Linked DNA regions of Homo sapiens: region 2 is linked to region 1. Evidence: chromatin contacts called from ENCODE Hi-C or POLR2A ChIA-PET data. All regions are on one chromosome and are shown on one strand. The core of a region is the stretch at or near the end of the contact, and the rest is flanking DNA. Distances in the headings are between cores, read along the strand shown.

Region 1 (7,795 bases), core at 1,627-4,126:
GCTGGGCAGGGTTGAACCCAGAAAGAGCGAAGATCTCTCTGCCTGCGGCGTCTCCACCTGCAGTCCCCGGACTGCGCTCGGCCTTGGCGCCTGGGTAGACAGAACATAGCAAATGCTAGGGACGCGGGGGAGGATCTGAGGCCAGCAGAGAAAGCCTCAGACACCCAAAGCCCCAGTCTTGGTTCCAGACCCCGCGGGAGAGGGAAACCCCGGCGTCAGCTTGGTGGTCGCCCTGCGGGCCCCGGCGTACGCCAGCGCTGTTGGAATTTCCTCTCCCCCGCGGTTTCCCTCGCGGTTCAGATCGGGACCAGAACGCGATCAGCTTCAGTGCCCCGCCGCAGGCATTTTTAAATAGAGTATTGCGTCCCCCATTCAGCCTCTCTCTTCCTCTACCGGGGAACAAAGGCCCCAAAACCGCGGTCTTAGCTGGGACGGGTGTCCCAGGACACACAAGAGGGTTGGCCGGGGAGGGGGATGCTGAAATAAAAGCTGTCCTTTTACATAGCACGACAGATGCACAAAGAAATTTGAACGTTCTCGTATTAAAAAAAAAAAAAAAAAAAAAAAAAAAAAAAAAAGCCTGCGGCACACTCCAAAATCCGGAACATCCCCTCAGATTTCTGTAAATCCGGGACATATGCGCCGCAGGTACGTACACCTTCAGCTGAATTAGGAAAGGGAATTACAGTGGATCCTGGAGCCCACTTCGGTTTGAATCCTGGCTCCATAATTTCCCCCAGAGGATCTTGGGTAAGTGATTTAATGGTCTATGCCTCAGTTTCCTCTCTTGTAAAACAGAGATAAAGATCATATATCGTTTATGGGGTTAACTGTGAAGGCTAACGGGGGTCACTTTTATGGGGTGCTTCACCGAGTGCCTGGCTTGTGCACGTGTCCCTTGTATGCCAAGTATTTATATTATTCTTGTTTCGTGTACTTTGAACTCCGACATCTGCAACATATACTTCTTGATTATACGCATCTTGATTATAAAACAACCAAATGCATCTACATCCGGAACTGTCTTGCGCATGAACTTCTAAACCCAAATTGGAAGAGACAGCTACAGATGGAGCACGCACAGCTACACGCAAACATACACATATCCTTCTAACACCTGCAGCTCCTGGCCCCAGAATGCAGACACCCAAGAGCTACCCTTAGATAGGAGTCTATACTGGGCTACCTACAGAAGAACCCAGGTCGCCGCTGGCGGCCTCGCAGCTGCACCCCGACAGCCACTTTCTTGGCTGGTTGCCGTGAGGTCACATTGGAAACCAGCGAGGCAGAAAGCGCGCTGTCGTGAAGCGTTGCAAGCCTCTCGTAGCGGCCTGAAGGCGGCTGTCTGTCTGCTGGCTTAGGGGAAAGGTCAGAATCTGGGTTTTCCTTCTTGGATGGAAATTTTTTTAAGGGCCTACACGTCAGGAACTGTCCCCACAAAGAAAGAGTGGGTCCCAGAACAGCGCAGATCTAGAGAGAGGCCCTAATCGCGCGAGCGCGCACACACACACGCCCTCTTGCACACACCCGGCTCCTTCAGGTTGCCGGGACCTCGGGAGGAGGGAGCCGCAAGGTCGTGACCCCTGCCTCTGCCCGAGCGCGCCCTTCGGCCCCTGCAATTAGCGCCGGGAGGTCAGCAGGAACCCGGACGCCTTCACCCGCGGCTCAAAGCACAGCAAAAGGCGACCCCATCCCCTCCCCTCCGCGGGTCTCAGACTCCAGGGCGCAGCCAGGACTGGAGCCGACCTTCCCGACAGGCAGGGGTTGGAGGCCTCTGACCGGCACCCGCATTTGTCACCTTAAATCTACAAGTCACGAAGGTGCTGGGCCCTGCAGGCTGCGGTAGCTGACCCTCGTAGGGACTGCTGCTCCCGCGAGTCATGGCCTTTGTCCTTGTAGACGCGGCCAGGTTAAAAAACAAAAACTTCCAAAGTTGTGGAGTAAAAAAGAGAGCATCCTGGTACTGGCAAGTTGTCCCCAGGGCAGAATTTGAGGTGTGTATGTTGGGGAAGGAGGTATCCTTTCTCTATCGACCCATCGCGAATTCAGGTTATCCCCCGCCAGGCGGGGTCCAGAACAAGGGTCTAGAGATTTCTACAAGCAGCAAGGAACTTGTCCAGAGAATTACGAGCCAGGGTTCCCGCACTGAATTTTCTAACATTCTTTGGAAACCCAGAGGAGGGCAGGGCTGTTTTTCTCATCTGAGGCACAAACGGGAGTGAAAGTGATATCCAGGAAAGAGGGGAAGGCAGCTTCTTCCGAGGCTGAGAATGGGGCTGGGGACGGAGGAGGAGGGGAGTGGGGCTGGGAGTGGTGGGGATGAGAAGGGGCGAAGGCGAAGCGCCCAAGTTCCGGAACCCGGGAGGCGCTGGGGTGCCGAGCCAGCTGCGGCGACCTGGACGCATTCGTAGACGAGACAGATAGGTGGCACTCGAAGCCCAGAAAAAAGGCGAAGGCGCCTGCCCTGAGTGGCCTCTGGGGCGGCCGCAGCCACCATAAAGCCTGCGGCGAGATTGCGACCGGCGCCAGGTGAGTAATAGGCAGCAAAATCCAGAGAGACTGCGAGCCGTTCATCCCCTCCACCCCCCGCCCATCAGCGCTACAGGAGTTACTCATTAACATCACAATATACAAATGAGATACACAGGAGATTAAAAAAAAAAAAAAAAAAAAAAGAGGAACGCCAGTAAGAGAGGCTGGACACAAGTCTGAGCAGGGTCCCCAAATCGGGGGCGGGGGGAGAGAAGGGAGGAGGTAAGCAAATTTGGACTGAGAAAGAAGAGAAAAGCAAAGCATTTCTTCCCTTTTGGAGGCTGAGTTCTTTTTTCCCCAATTCGGGAGAGCGCAACCAGCCAACTACCACCTTCTCAGAGGCGCGGACACCGCGCGTTGTCGCTGGATCCAGAGCTGCCCCCTTCAGGCTGTAGCCGCTGCGCAGAAGGAGCGCGCCCTGGAAATCTCCCAGTCCTCGGGGGAGCCCCAGCCTCAAAGGTCCCCAGGGCCCGTCTCAGCTCAGGCCCTGCCACCCCCGCAGCGCACCCCGCCCCTCCCCCCCCCCGCGACTCCGCACCAACATACTCTGGTTGTCTGTCTTCCCTCCCACCCCCGGAGACATCGCAGAGGAGGCTGTAGGGGTCCCCACGTGCCTGGCCAGAGATGGAAGGGGCTTTGCCCCGCTCTCCAAAAGGTCTCGACCTCGATCCCTTCCAAGTACAGGATGAGGGAAGGGAGGGGGCGTCCTCCTCTCCGGTCATTCAAGAGGCCTGAAGGTGACAGGGACTTGGGGCCGGGCTGGCGGGCTCCAGGGGGTGGCGGGTGGGGGGTGGGGAGGGAGGCAGCCGCCAGGCAGGCTCCAGCTGGGTCTTCACGTCATGGCCCCCAGGGCAAGAAAAGGGCTAAGGACTAACCCTCGAACCTTCCCGTGCCGCCCCCGCCCCCCAACAGACACACACCTCGGAGGCGAGGCTGGGGGTCGGGAGACCAAAAGACTGACAGTGCCTCATCATTTTTTATTGAATGTTTCAAAGATAAATTGAACTTCAAAAGGCAACTCCCCGAACAGCCTGGAGACGGGTTTGAAGGGGAGACTAGGGGAGGATGTCAGCCTCCTGGGTGACTTTTGCCGTGGAGGGGGTGAAATGTGCACCCTGGAATTACCTTTCCCCTTTCGGGGATAATTTCCCTCCTCCCTCGCGTGACACAGCTAAGTTTTCGCGGAGCTGGCCGCGCTTTGCACGCACAACTCGGGATGGATGGGGCCTCGTAGGGGCGCCTTGGGCCAGCCGGGTTCAATTTGAGGCACCAGGGACTGCAGGCTGTGTGGGGGGTTGCCGAGTGGAAAGGCGTTGCGTCTTGTCCACTTCTACAACCTGGAGGGTTGCTGCCTAGCCAAGCCCGCTCGGACTGCTGGGGCATTCTGCTGGCCTTTTCCCCGAGCCAAACACACTGGTGCAAGAAGGTATTTTCGACTTGGATTCGCCAGATTGATGTCAAAACTGAGGGCGAGCTTAAAACGAAAAACATTCGTACTTGCCGAGCTTACTTTTGGTCGGATTCGGGTGGGAAAACCTGACTTAGGGAGCACATCAGTCTTTTTCCATTAAAACTTAAAAGTATCTGAAATTACCCTTCTTTCTGTATTCTCATCAGGCCCCTTTCCGTCTCCCTGCTTTGCTCCCTAATTTAAAGGAAAAGTAATTTCAGATTGAAGTGGCTCCCTTCGCTCAAGTAAGGGACTTTTGTTTTTAGCTTTGTAACTTGAGTGACATCTCATTTTGGTTCGCTGGGGGCGGTCTTAATTATTTAAAGGCGAAGGGAAGGGGGTAAACTCAGAACAAGAAGATACTAAACCCTCCCCTGACTGTCCATCTTCAGGAAAGGTTCCCAAAGAAAAAACATTTAACACAAGGCCCAAAGACATTTCAATAAAAATTTATTGAAATTTCAGTGATGTTTTAAAGAGAGGGGGAAAAATACAGAAAACCAAAGAACTCATCAACAACTATAACACAAAATATACCTTCATGAATTTGTCTTTAAACCATCTCTCAGCACCTGACTTTTGAACTGTGAATATATCTCTATAGGCAGGCACCAATTCAAAACACCGATACTGACAACAGTAGTAAATTCCACTTCGTTTTGAGGAAATCAGAGACTAGCAAATACAAATAACAAAAGAAAAATTAAAAAGTCAAACCGCAGCCTCTGCCCTCCTCCCTCCCCACAGCAATCTCAGTTATATTTTAAGGAATTTGAAGTGGAGCTGGAAAGTGGCACTCCTTCCCCAATTTTGGTGAAAATAGGAAATAGCACTTTCCCCCACTTTTGGACATTAAAAAAGAAAACAAAAATGTTGCAGACAACTCTTTTGAAAGGGTATTGGTGTTGGTGCAGGAAGTGTGTTTTCTAGTGTTAACAGCAATTCTGTGACCTGGAAATAAACCCAACTAAAGGAAAACAAGAACACAAAACCTGACAGTTGCAATTCTATTTACACAGAGCTATGTACAATGTCAATAAATTAAAGTTTAATTTTCCAAGCATTCATATTCCACCTATTTACAAGAGTTATCAAATAATTACATAAATACTTTGTCTAATAGTCTCACTTCTTTATTATTTTTTTAAAACCTTGTTATTGCATATACAGGAAAGAGAAAGAACTGTCAAAGAACGACATGAATCCTGCTACAGAGCTTAGATATAATAAATTCATTTTATGTGTTTTGCCCACTCCTTCCCTTTAAATCCCCCCCTCCCTTGGGTCACTGATTTGAGGGCAAAGGATTGGGAAAAGGGTAGGGGGCTATATTGTTTTCTCTCTAAAAGCAAGCGTTCAAAATAAAAACCACAAATACATTACTGTGGACATGCAAGAAGAGACCTACAGCGGCTCTGAAAACATCACAAGAATATTAAAAAGACACAGATTTTCTTAATATAGACTAAACAAGGATGGTAGGGACTTCCCTCCCCAAACAAAGCTGCTCAGTAATTTATTGAGAACCGATAATGCAAGTCCCTATAAAGTTTTTAATCTGCACAAACAGAATCATGTTAATGTGTTCACTTGTCCCGATTTTTTTTTTGAAAGATTTTGTTTTTGTTTCCACTTGACACAGTGAAGGAAAAATATATATATAAATCCGCACTGAGGGAGATGTCTTTGAACACCTCCCCGCCTGGTGGGCAGAGACCCAGACCAGCCTTGCTGGAAGTTGCTCTGGACATAAATGTTGGAACTCCTACCCCCAGTAGCTCAATGCAACCGACGTTTCTGAGCCCCCAGAATCTGATCCAGATCCCGGACATATAAACCACGCCAAGAAGACAGGGGCTGTCTCTAGCACATTCTCTCGAGGGAGTCCGGGGCCCCTTCCCAGACGCAACTGCAAAAGGAAGGGCTAACGCCATGGCGGGCCCGTGGTTTATTTTATATCCGACAAAGTGCACGGCAGCCTGAACTGGACTGGAATGAAAAGACGTGTCTGGGACGGGTCTACGGGGACGCGCTGCGGGACCTGTCCGGCTTGGCTTCCAAGCCGCTAACCAACCGCTGGATGCTCTGCAGTTCGCTGGTGGCCGCCTCTTTCTCCGCGCAGAGTTTGGGCGACAAGGACATGGAGCTGGAGGAGAGCGTGGAGGAGCGGCTGTTGAGTTCAGAGCCCGAGTCCACTGCCACCGAGGCCGGGCTGGCGGCCAGGGCGGCGACTTTGCCGTCCAGGGGCCCCGCGGCCGCCGCCATGGAGGGCAGGGCGGTGGTGAGCAGACTGCTGCCGTCCGGGACCGGCACCGGGATGGAGTAGGGGCTGTAGCGCAGCCGCGGGCGCATGGTGTTCAGATTGAGGAAGGGGTGGCGGTGCACCGAGCTGGAGGCTGCCGCAGAGGAGGCGGCCGCCGCTGCGGCCATGTACGTGTAGGGGTAAGGGAACAGGCTTCCGAAAGGGGACATGGCCAGGCCCTGGGGTGAGAAAAGAGACACACAGCGAGTCAGCCGGGTGGGAGGAGCTTATCTCATCCCTCTCCTCTCTTCTCCCCCTCCAACATTGGGCAAGCCATGAATCCCTGGTATGTTCTGTTGTTGTTGTTGTTGTGTTTTTTTTTTTGGGGGGGGAGATAGGTGGGGGCAGGAGAGAAGTCAACACTCAGAAATCTCTAGGTACAAATCTTAGCTGTGTCACCCTAGGCCAAGAGACTTTGATTAACTTGTGCCTCAGCTTCCTTATAGGAAGAAAAAACAGGGAAATCATAAGTAATTCATATACTTATTGAGGACTTTGTAGATATTAAATGAGTGAAAGCCTGCAATATGCTGCACACAGTGTGTGCAGCCCCCAGGAAATCTCCTTGCACCTGTTAAATGGGGATACAGATTCAGTTTACCCCACAGAGGTAACCAAGGGGAAGCCGGAGGACATAAATTAGTAGGAATAATTTTTTAAATCTTTCTTCTTCCCCAACCCCCATCCTCCCACCCCAATCCTAGAAGTTTCTCCAAACAAAACAAAACAAAACAAAAAAAACAGACAGTGAAGATCTTAAGCAAAAGGAAACTGGGGCTGGGGGAGGGAAAAAGGGCATTTGTTATAAACAGAGACAAAGAAATCGTCCAGCATGATTCACTGGTGTTCCAGGTGAGAAGCCGAGGTAGGCCGCAGGAGTTCAGGAGTGCACTAAGCTGGGAATTGGCAGAAGCAGCATTTAAGATGCAGGCACCCTGGCCTGGGCCAGTTCTCTGCATCATGCCTTGAGGTGCCCTTAAGGTTTTGTCTGTTCAGGTAGTCCTTGGTGTACCAACCACCTGCCCACCTAGGACAGGGTCTCCCGGAGAAGCCAGCAGAGGAGATGGGAGGAATTGAGAAATGCCAGAAGCCAAGCCTTTCCTCAGCTCCCTCCTCCCTGGAGTGGGGAGGCCAATCTGGTTTCTTGGCGCAGGGAAGGGAGACCAGACGAATGTGCTCAGACAAAACAAAAGGCAACAGCATGCAAAACCTCATAGAACCTTTTCATCGAGTTCAGGGTGTTTCCAGCCGCCTGAGACCTCCCCCCAGCACAGCTGTCTGAGCCACACACAGGCCTCCAGGCCTGCCCCAGTCCCTGCTTATCCCTGTCCTCTGACATTTCCCACGTGTGCACAAACCATTAACCCTTCGAGGAATAGGCTGGCCTGCTTGGGGTTGGGGGTGGGGAGAAGAGCTTCGAACTGGGAGGAAAGGCTGGAGGAATCAAGACTGAACTCCTACTCAGGAAGTAGTCACTTCCCCTCCCCAGGCCTAGAGTCCCATTCCTGGGG
Region 2 (7,795 bases), core at 2,705-5,204, 1.0 Mb after region 1:
TTCATACCTTTCAGTCCTCATGCGAGACTCAAGTCCCAAAGCCTTGCCCAACATGCACATGCAGTGCTGTGTGGTGTCATGTGTCAGTGACTCTGCCTCCTTGGCCAAACAGTCATGGGCCAGTCTCCAGAGCAGACTTCAGCCTTTTACCAACAGCTCATCTGACACATGGCCTGAAATGCCTCACTCACTCCTCCCCACCCATTCAAACCCTTTGCATTCTTGAAGGTCCAGTTCCAATGCCATCGCCTGTAGGAAAAGTCAGAGCCCTCCAGCTCCATCTTCAGACTATCATAACATCTCCATTTACCACGCCTGCAACATTCAACACCACCTGCATCTACTTTCTTGTGATTAGTTTGTGTGCCCATATTTTATTTCTCTGCTTTGATTATATTTCTCCAGATATTACATAGAGTAGACCCTCAACTATTTCATTCCATTAACAAGTAGTTGTTGTAAACCCAGCACCATTCTAGCTCTGGAAATAAGCCTGTGGACCAGATATGCAAGGTCCTTATCCCCAGTAGGGAGACCATGTCATGAACTAGTAGACACATAAGAAAGTTCTACAGAGGAAATGGTGAAGTCTCATCTCCTAAACAGGAGATGAATTGACGCAATACTAGAGGGAAGGACTTCTTTAAATAGGGTGGTCAAGGAGTCATCTCTGAAGCAGGGGCTTATGAGCAGAGACCTAAAGCAATCAAAGGCATCAGCCATAAGAAGAACTCTTGAAACAAAGTCCCAGGCAGAGGGAACAGCAAATGCCAAGTCCCCAAGGCCCTGAGAACAGCTCTTCAAGGAAAAGAAAGCAGGTAATCACAGCTACAGCAGAGTGAGCCCAAGGAGGTGAGGTGGAAGATGAAGTCAGAGAGATAGACACAGACCAGGCCATGAAGCCACTGGGGAAGGGTTTAAGCTCATTCCGAGTTGAGTTGGGTCAACGGAGCACTTCCCTCTTGGGAGCTCATGAACTGAACCACATGCAGCCGCAGGAGCGCATCAACCCTATCTTTTGTGAGTATCATAGTCTTTTCCCAGCCTGGATCAATTATGCTACTGATCTCATCACTCCTGACTTCAAAAGGGGGAAAAAAAGACAGAGAATTTACAAAGAACGATAAACCCAGTTTGTAGCAAGCCGCAAGCCCACAAACTTTTACCTGCCTTTCCACTGCCCAGCATACATCACTCCCTGCCTTGCCACCAAAATACTGCCTTTATGCACAGCCAGCACAATAAAAAATAATTTTATGGAATAATATACCATCTAGGAGAAAAATCCTGGAAATAATATTTGCCTCAATGACTCAATCTAATTTGGGATGATCAAGGCTATTATTGGGGATGCCAGGTGACAGTTACAAGTTGCTGTTTATCAATGTTTGAAGAGCCCCAACTTTGCCATTGACTTACTGTGTGGCCTGAGGCAAATCCTTGTTCCTTCTAGCCTCAGTTTTCCCTACTTTAAAGGATAGATTTAGACAATCTATAAAGGGCTGTCTGTTCTACATATCTAGAAGTACACAAGTACTTCTTAAGGATTCCCTAAGACTGTACTGGGTAACACTGTCATTGGCAAGCATGAGGAGGAACAGTATTTGCACGCACCGCAGGTGGTCTTATGAATTGGTACAACTTTTGTGGATGACATTTGGTCACTATGCAACAAAAACCTTTTAAAAATAGCACAAACATTTGGATTCGGGAAATGTCCCGTGCCAGAATACAAAGTTCAATGGTTCCTAAGAGAAAGCAAGTTTGCTTGGTCCCCGCAAAAAGGACATTTGGCAATATCTGGAGACACTGAAGGGGGTGCTACTGGCATCCAGTAAGTAGAGGCCAGGGATGCTGCTGAGTATCCTACAAAACGCAGGACAGTGCCCACAACCAAGAACCATCTGGCTCAAAATGTCAAGAGGGCCACAGTTGAGAAATCCTGGTAGAGATAAAGAACATTCCTCACCCCAGTATTGTTTCCAGAGATGTAAAATAAAATTACAAAAATTGAACCAAAATACCTTAGTGCAAAATAAGAAGGAATGCATTAAATAATGTGCATCACACACGAAAAAGATTCAATGCAGTTGTGAAAAAATGAGCAGTTCTGTGGCCAAGAGCCCAAGCTCTGGAGACAGACTGCTGCCTGGGTTCAAGTCTCACGTCAACCACTAAGTACATGAATGACTGGACAAGTCTCTTTACCTTTCTAAGTCTCAGTTTACTCATCTGAGAAATGAATATGGAAGCCCTGGCTCTCTCACAGGGTTGTTGGGAGACTCTAAACATCACATGGGTGAATCTGGCACATAGTAGGTTCAGTTCATTCCTGGCCTCTACATGCATTTGGGTTTGCAACCCCAGAAAATAACAGAAAACAGCCATTTCTACTGAGAGGAGCCGGAAGCCAGCTGAGCATGATGACTTCAGACTCTGCCATTGACACTGAACTATAGTTATGTGGCGAGAGCATGAGACGGAGGCTTGATTTCACATTTTCTTAGAGGTGCCCTGTGCTGAGTATCTGACATACATTATCTCATTTCCACCTCACGACAACCCTATGAGACAGATGTAAGCATCATCCCTACTTTACATGTGGAGAAACTGAGGCTCAGAGAGGTAGGTAAGCTGTCCAAGGTCACTCACTGATAAGGAAGTGGTGCTGGTGAGATTCCACACCAGGTCTGTCCGATGCTGAAGCGCAGGTCCTCAGCCCTACATTGGATGACATTCCTAAAAGGCTTATTGAACACAGGTTTAAACAGGCTCTCTATAGAAGAGTTTACCAAGTCACATCTGGATAGAGTGACTGATTCATTCCAAGACCTTTAGTCTTGAAAGTCTTTCATCCTGGGAAACCCGTCAGTCCTAGGTACACCAGGATGATGGTTAACTTTCCTTGGGGTCAAGATGATGGTTCCAGCTCTGATTCCCTCAATGCACCTAGGCCTGGTGAGGGAGAGTTTATGAGTATGAACGTGCAGCTTTTCTAGGACTTAGAAACTTCTCTGACATGGAGAAAATGAGGCAACAGAGAGAGAGGCAGAAGCGCTGGCCAAAGTGTCAAAAACTCTGGCTCTGCTACAAATTCACTGCTTAAACCTGGAATCCAGCCATGTGCTTCTCTTATCCACTAAAAATAAATGGGATGGGGTTAACTTTCTCTGAAAGTCTTTCATCTGTCATGCCAATATCTAGCCTTCCACTTATCCATCCATAATATAGTATTGTGGTTGGCTGCCCAGATTTGAATACCTGCTCTGACTTTCTAGCTGTGTAACCTTAGGTAAGTTATTCACCTCTTTGAGCTTCAGTCCCCTCATCTTTAAAGTAGAGATAAAAATGGGAATCCACTTCACAGTACACGGAAGCTATTTATAATGGGGCTTTGGCATTTGGAAAATGTTCTGTAAATATCGGTTGATATTATATCAATGCTCTTTGTAAACCAATTTGTTTCACTTAGTAAATATTAACTGAATACAGTAGATGTGACACCAGAGACAGAATGAACAAAATCCTCACAGCCCTTGCCTCTTTCACATGAAAAAGCCCAATTTCAAAATCCAGATGAATTAACGACCAACTCCTTCCCTTCTGAAGTTGAGATTAAAGAGAGTGAGAGAGGCAAAGAAAGAGGGAGAGGCCGAGCTCTCCCTAGTGCATGAGCCAAAACATACATCCTGCTCTGCATGGCCAGCCATAAATCCATTGCTCGGTGAGGGTTCTTCCCAGCTAGCATGGCGACCGTTCGGAATATGCAGTATTCCTCCACAACTGGCTGTAATTACCAGCCAGATAATTACCCAGCCAACCCACTTCCCTTGCATATCTCTCAGCAAGCAGGGAACAGCACAAGAAAAAAAAGAAAGAAAAAAAAAAAACCTTCCTCTGTTCTTGTGAGCCTCCGAGCCTCCTAGCTAGGCCAACTTCAGGAGGTCGCTGCCAAAAGCACTCCCTCGGGAATACACTGGGTTGCCGAGCTGAGCGTGCCAATGCCTTAAATTGTTTTATGTTTTTTGTCTCTATGAATTAGAAACCATTAAGAGAAGGCCACCCAAGGAAACCAAGCACAAAATATATTTGGTTACAGATGGATGGGAGAGGTTTGTTCTTGCTTTTTTTTTTTTGCCTTTTTCTTCCCCTGAAGAGAGCAAGTACAATTTTTTTTTCTTTTTTGCATGGCTGATACTTTTGGAGCCAGGATCTTGGAGCCCAAAGAGTGTAAAGAGCACATCCTCCTGGGTGTGGAGGAGATGTTTCTTCTATAAACATCCTTGCCAAAGCAGCTGGGCTTGGCCCCGGATACTCCTCTCATATACATAGTCAAGGCAACCTTGGGAAGCATGAAAATCCTGGTGAATCAGCTGCAAATACTGGCAAGGGAAAGATACACTGCTGAGGCGGTAGCTGCATCTGTATGAGCTTCTGCTCAGATCCCCAACCAGCACCACCCCCATGTGACCAATGACTCACCACCATTCCAATTCCCAGTTAAGCAAGTAGATTCTGGAGTAAGTAACCTGAGTGCAAAATCCTGCATCTTCCTCTTACCATGTGAGCAAGTTATGCAACCTCTCTGTGCCTCAGTTTTCTCATCTGTAAAATGGGGAGAATAAGGGTACTACCTCATGCGGTTGATGTCAGGATTAAATGAGGTGATGTTTAGCGAAGTACATAGCACCTGTATGTGACCAATAAGTGTTACCTACTATTAAAAGTTACTTAACTCCCCTGTTAAATGAGCTATAGCTCAGTTTGCATAGCATTAAAATGGGGATTCTTTGGGGGTTTCTTGTAAGGATTAATTTGATGACATTTTATAGATCTGATCCCAATTCCAAAATAAATATTTTGGGCCCAGAACTGTACTGAATAGTCTATGTACATTATCTTATTAGATCCTTATATTAATTTGGAAAACTCAGCATTATTTGTCTATTGAGAAAATTAAGCCTCAGATAAGTCATGAGTTTGAAATTTCTCTCATGCCAAATTTGTCAGATTAGAAAGATTAGATGTCTGATTGCACCTACAAAGACAGATGACGTAAAGTAAGGTTGGATGTAAGTAAGTCTCCCCCTAGGATGGGAGTGTACAAATGCTTATTAGGGATCATTCTTGCTTTTCTTTCCTTCCATATTCTCTGAACAAACCTTGTGTCTAATTTGGCTTCCTTGTCTCAGGATTGGGAAAGCCAAAATAGCAGACTTAAGTTTGTGATAAGAAAGAATAATTATGCACCATCAATTACCCAATTAGAGTCTGGTTGCTACCTCAGTCTTATGGAAATGTGGTGGAGATGTTATCACTTGCCCAGATTCTCATCAACTTGTTTACACTGATCAAATCAAGTTTCTGGGGTATATTAACCCCACAAACGAACTTCGGCCACCATCATTATCGCCACCATCACCATGAGATCTCTACCATTATCACCAACACCAATTCCACCATTACTATGATCTCCACCACCATTACTCCACACCACTTTCCACCATCACCATAACCATCGCCACAATCACTATCACCCCACCACCACTACTTTACTAATTCTACCACCATCAGAATCACCATCTCCTCCACAACCTCCACCTCCCTCACCAACATCATCATCACCATCTCTACCCACCACCACCATAGTATCTCCACCATCACCACCATCCCCACTACACTATGACCATCACCATCACCACCACAACCATCATCTCTACCACCATATCACCCCAGGAGTCCTTAGCTGAACAAAATCTAAATTTTGGAGACAAGAAAGAGTTTAATTTAGAAGTTGGGCAATTGGGTGCATTAGCAAGAGTACATCACACTCAGTGTGTGACCCCATACATCTTCCCCTGAAGTAGTGAGCTTTTCTTCCAATCCACAGCTCCCTTTGCATTATCTGAGCTTGAGCTTCAGCCAAACCAGATGTCAGTTAAAGACAATAGATAACAGATGCTACCCAGAAAGATGTCTACAGGAAGAACATGTGTCTTAGAGTGAAACATGGATTTGAACCTAGCTCTACCACTTACCATCTCAACACCCACAAGCAAGAGCCTAAACTCCTCTAACACTCAGTTTCCTCATCTGTAAAATATGGAAAATAATTCCTGCCTTAGCAGATTTGAGTTGCAATTACATGAGTACCATGGCCAAACACCATGTTTAGCATATATTAGACTCTCAATAAATACTTAATCATATTATTAAACCAAGATGTCTAAAGAGCCTTATTCTCTACACACTCCCACTGAATACAGTTTTATTAGAAGCAAAATAGCAGCTCACTATCCTGGAGCCAACAAGAAAGAAGTTAATTCTGGAGAAATTAAAACATTTGAAACATTTAAAATGAAGGTCTCTTGTTTTTATTGTAAAAGAAACATGCTGTAAATTACAACACAGTCAGATGTACAAAGGAGATGCACCTTATTAGAAATGCAATCTCCCAAGAAGGGGTCATTTGGTGTGATGGAGAACACACAAACTCACAGTGTAATTCATTTGAGTTGACAAGCCCAAACTGGTACAGGTTGAGTATTCCGTATCTGAAATGCTTGGAACCAGAAGCATTTTGGATTTTGAAATTTTCTTTAGATTTTGGAATATTTGTACTATGCTTACCAGTTCAGCATCCCTAATTTGAAAATCCAAAACCCAAAATGCTCCAATGAGAATGTCCTTGGAGCGTAACGTGGGTGCTCAAAAAGTTTCAGATTTTGGAGCATTCTGGGTTTTGGATTTTCGAATTAGGGATGCTCAACCTGTATGAGTAAAAAGCTCTCTTCTATCCTCAGTCTTGCTTCTTGTTTTATTTCTCTTAGATTTTTTTTCCTCTCTGTGTCAAAAAAGAAAAGCTCATGGCTTCATCAAGGAAGTGAAATTCTCATTTTCCTAGACAGTTCTTACAGAGCACGGAGTTTATTGCCCTGTAATCAAAGGACTCCACCTGGAGCTCAAACACGGGTAGATGATGTGACAAGAAGATAGAAACAGAGCTGGAAGTTTGAGCTACCTTCCTTCCTACCCACACAATGAGAAGATCATCCGGATGCTCTAACAGGGCTTTGCTAACTACAGGTTCAATGTACCTAGGGGAAAAAAGAGGCAAAAACTAATCAGGGAAGATAAACCAGAAGGCTGCTAAGTTTTCATCAGTCAATGGCTAATGGACAAAAAGAGAAAAATGTCCTGAGTTGTTCATATAGTACTCAGTACAAAAGTACTCAATACAAAAAACTGACCTTTATTGTAAGATTCTGTTCTTTCTATATTTATTGTTATTAAAAATTCTCTTTGGCAATGGAACAAGAGCAATTCATGCCAGCCAGTCTTTCTTCTCCTTCCCCTACCAGCTATAAGGATCACTTTTCCCAATGTCTTTCCTTCTTTATCCAGAGAACGAGTTCTGCCTTTGTTAGATAATTGGACTAGGGTGCAGGAAGGAGCTTTCTTGATGCTGAACCAGAGGAAGGGAGGAACAGACCACTGCCACCAGAAAGAAAAGTGGGGAAAGGACTGAGAAGGTGGGAGGGTAAGCCAATCTGCATGGCAAACAGCTAGAAACACACGGGGAAGGAAGAGGGAGAAAGTTAAAGCCCTGCAGAAGGGGGTTGAGAAGATTTGGAAAGTTTGGGTGCAAAAACTTGGGGAGATAAGAAGGGAGAAAATGGGTTTTAAGAATTGGTCATGGACCAGGCGTGGTGGCTCACGCCTGTAATCTCAGCACTTTGGGATGCCCAGGTGGGTGGATCACAAGGTCAGGAGTTAGAGATCAGCCTGGCCAATA

The links. Hi-C counts contacts between places; a loop is a spot of excess contacts on that map. ChIA-PET counts read pairs that join two places held with the same protein, here RNA polymerase II (POLR2A). Pooled maps may share reads with other maps.
Region 2: a loop to region 1 is called in a pooled map, with 2.1 times the contacts of the local background. The contact joins two enhancer-like sites. A Hi-C loop is called at or near these places in 2 of 50 pooled maps. POLR2A ChIA-PET finds 5 or more read pairs at or near these places in 2 of 52 experiments (BJ and WTC11).

What each region holds. Positions count from the first base shown.
Region 1 is chr12:114,665,840-114,673,634 of GRCh38, forward strand. TBX3 (T-box transcription factor 3) reads right to left here. Exons shown (of 7, transcript NM_005996.4): 7 at 4,416-6,463. The coding sequence ends at 6,002. Among named protein-coding and RNA genes, the nearest start is that of TBX3-AS1, 13 kb to the right of the region's middle. RefSeq lists enhancers at 5,672-6,232, 6,233-6,792. Within about 2 kb of position 2,877, at least 16 of the 41 ENCODE cell types and tissues checked have a DNase peak (open chromatin) inside an H3K27ac peak, as active enhancers do.
Region 2 is chr12:115,705,922-115,713,716 of GRCh38, forward strand. The region is part of intron 1 of LOC105370003 (a long non-coding RNA gene); the gene reads right to left. Among named protein-coding and RNA genes, the nearest start is that of LINC02463, 180 kb to the right of the region's middle. RefSeq lists an enhancer at 4,283-4,577. Within about 2 kb of position 3,955, at least 3 of the 41 ENCODE cell types and tissues checked have a DNase peak (open chromatin) inside an H3K27ac peak, as active enhancers do.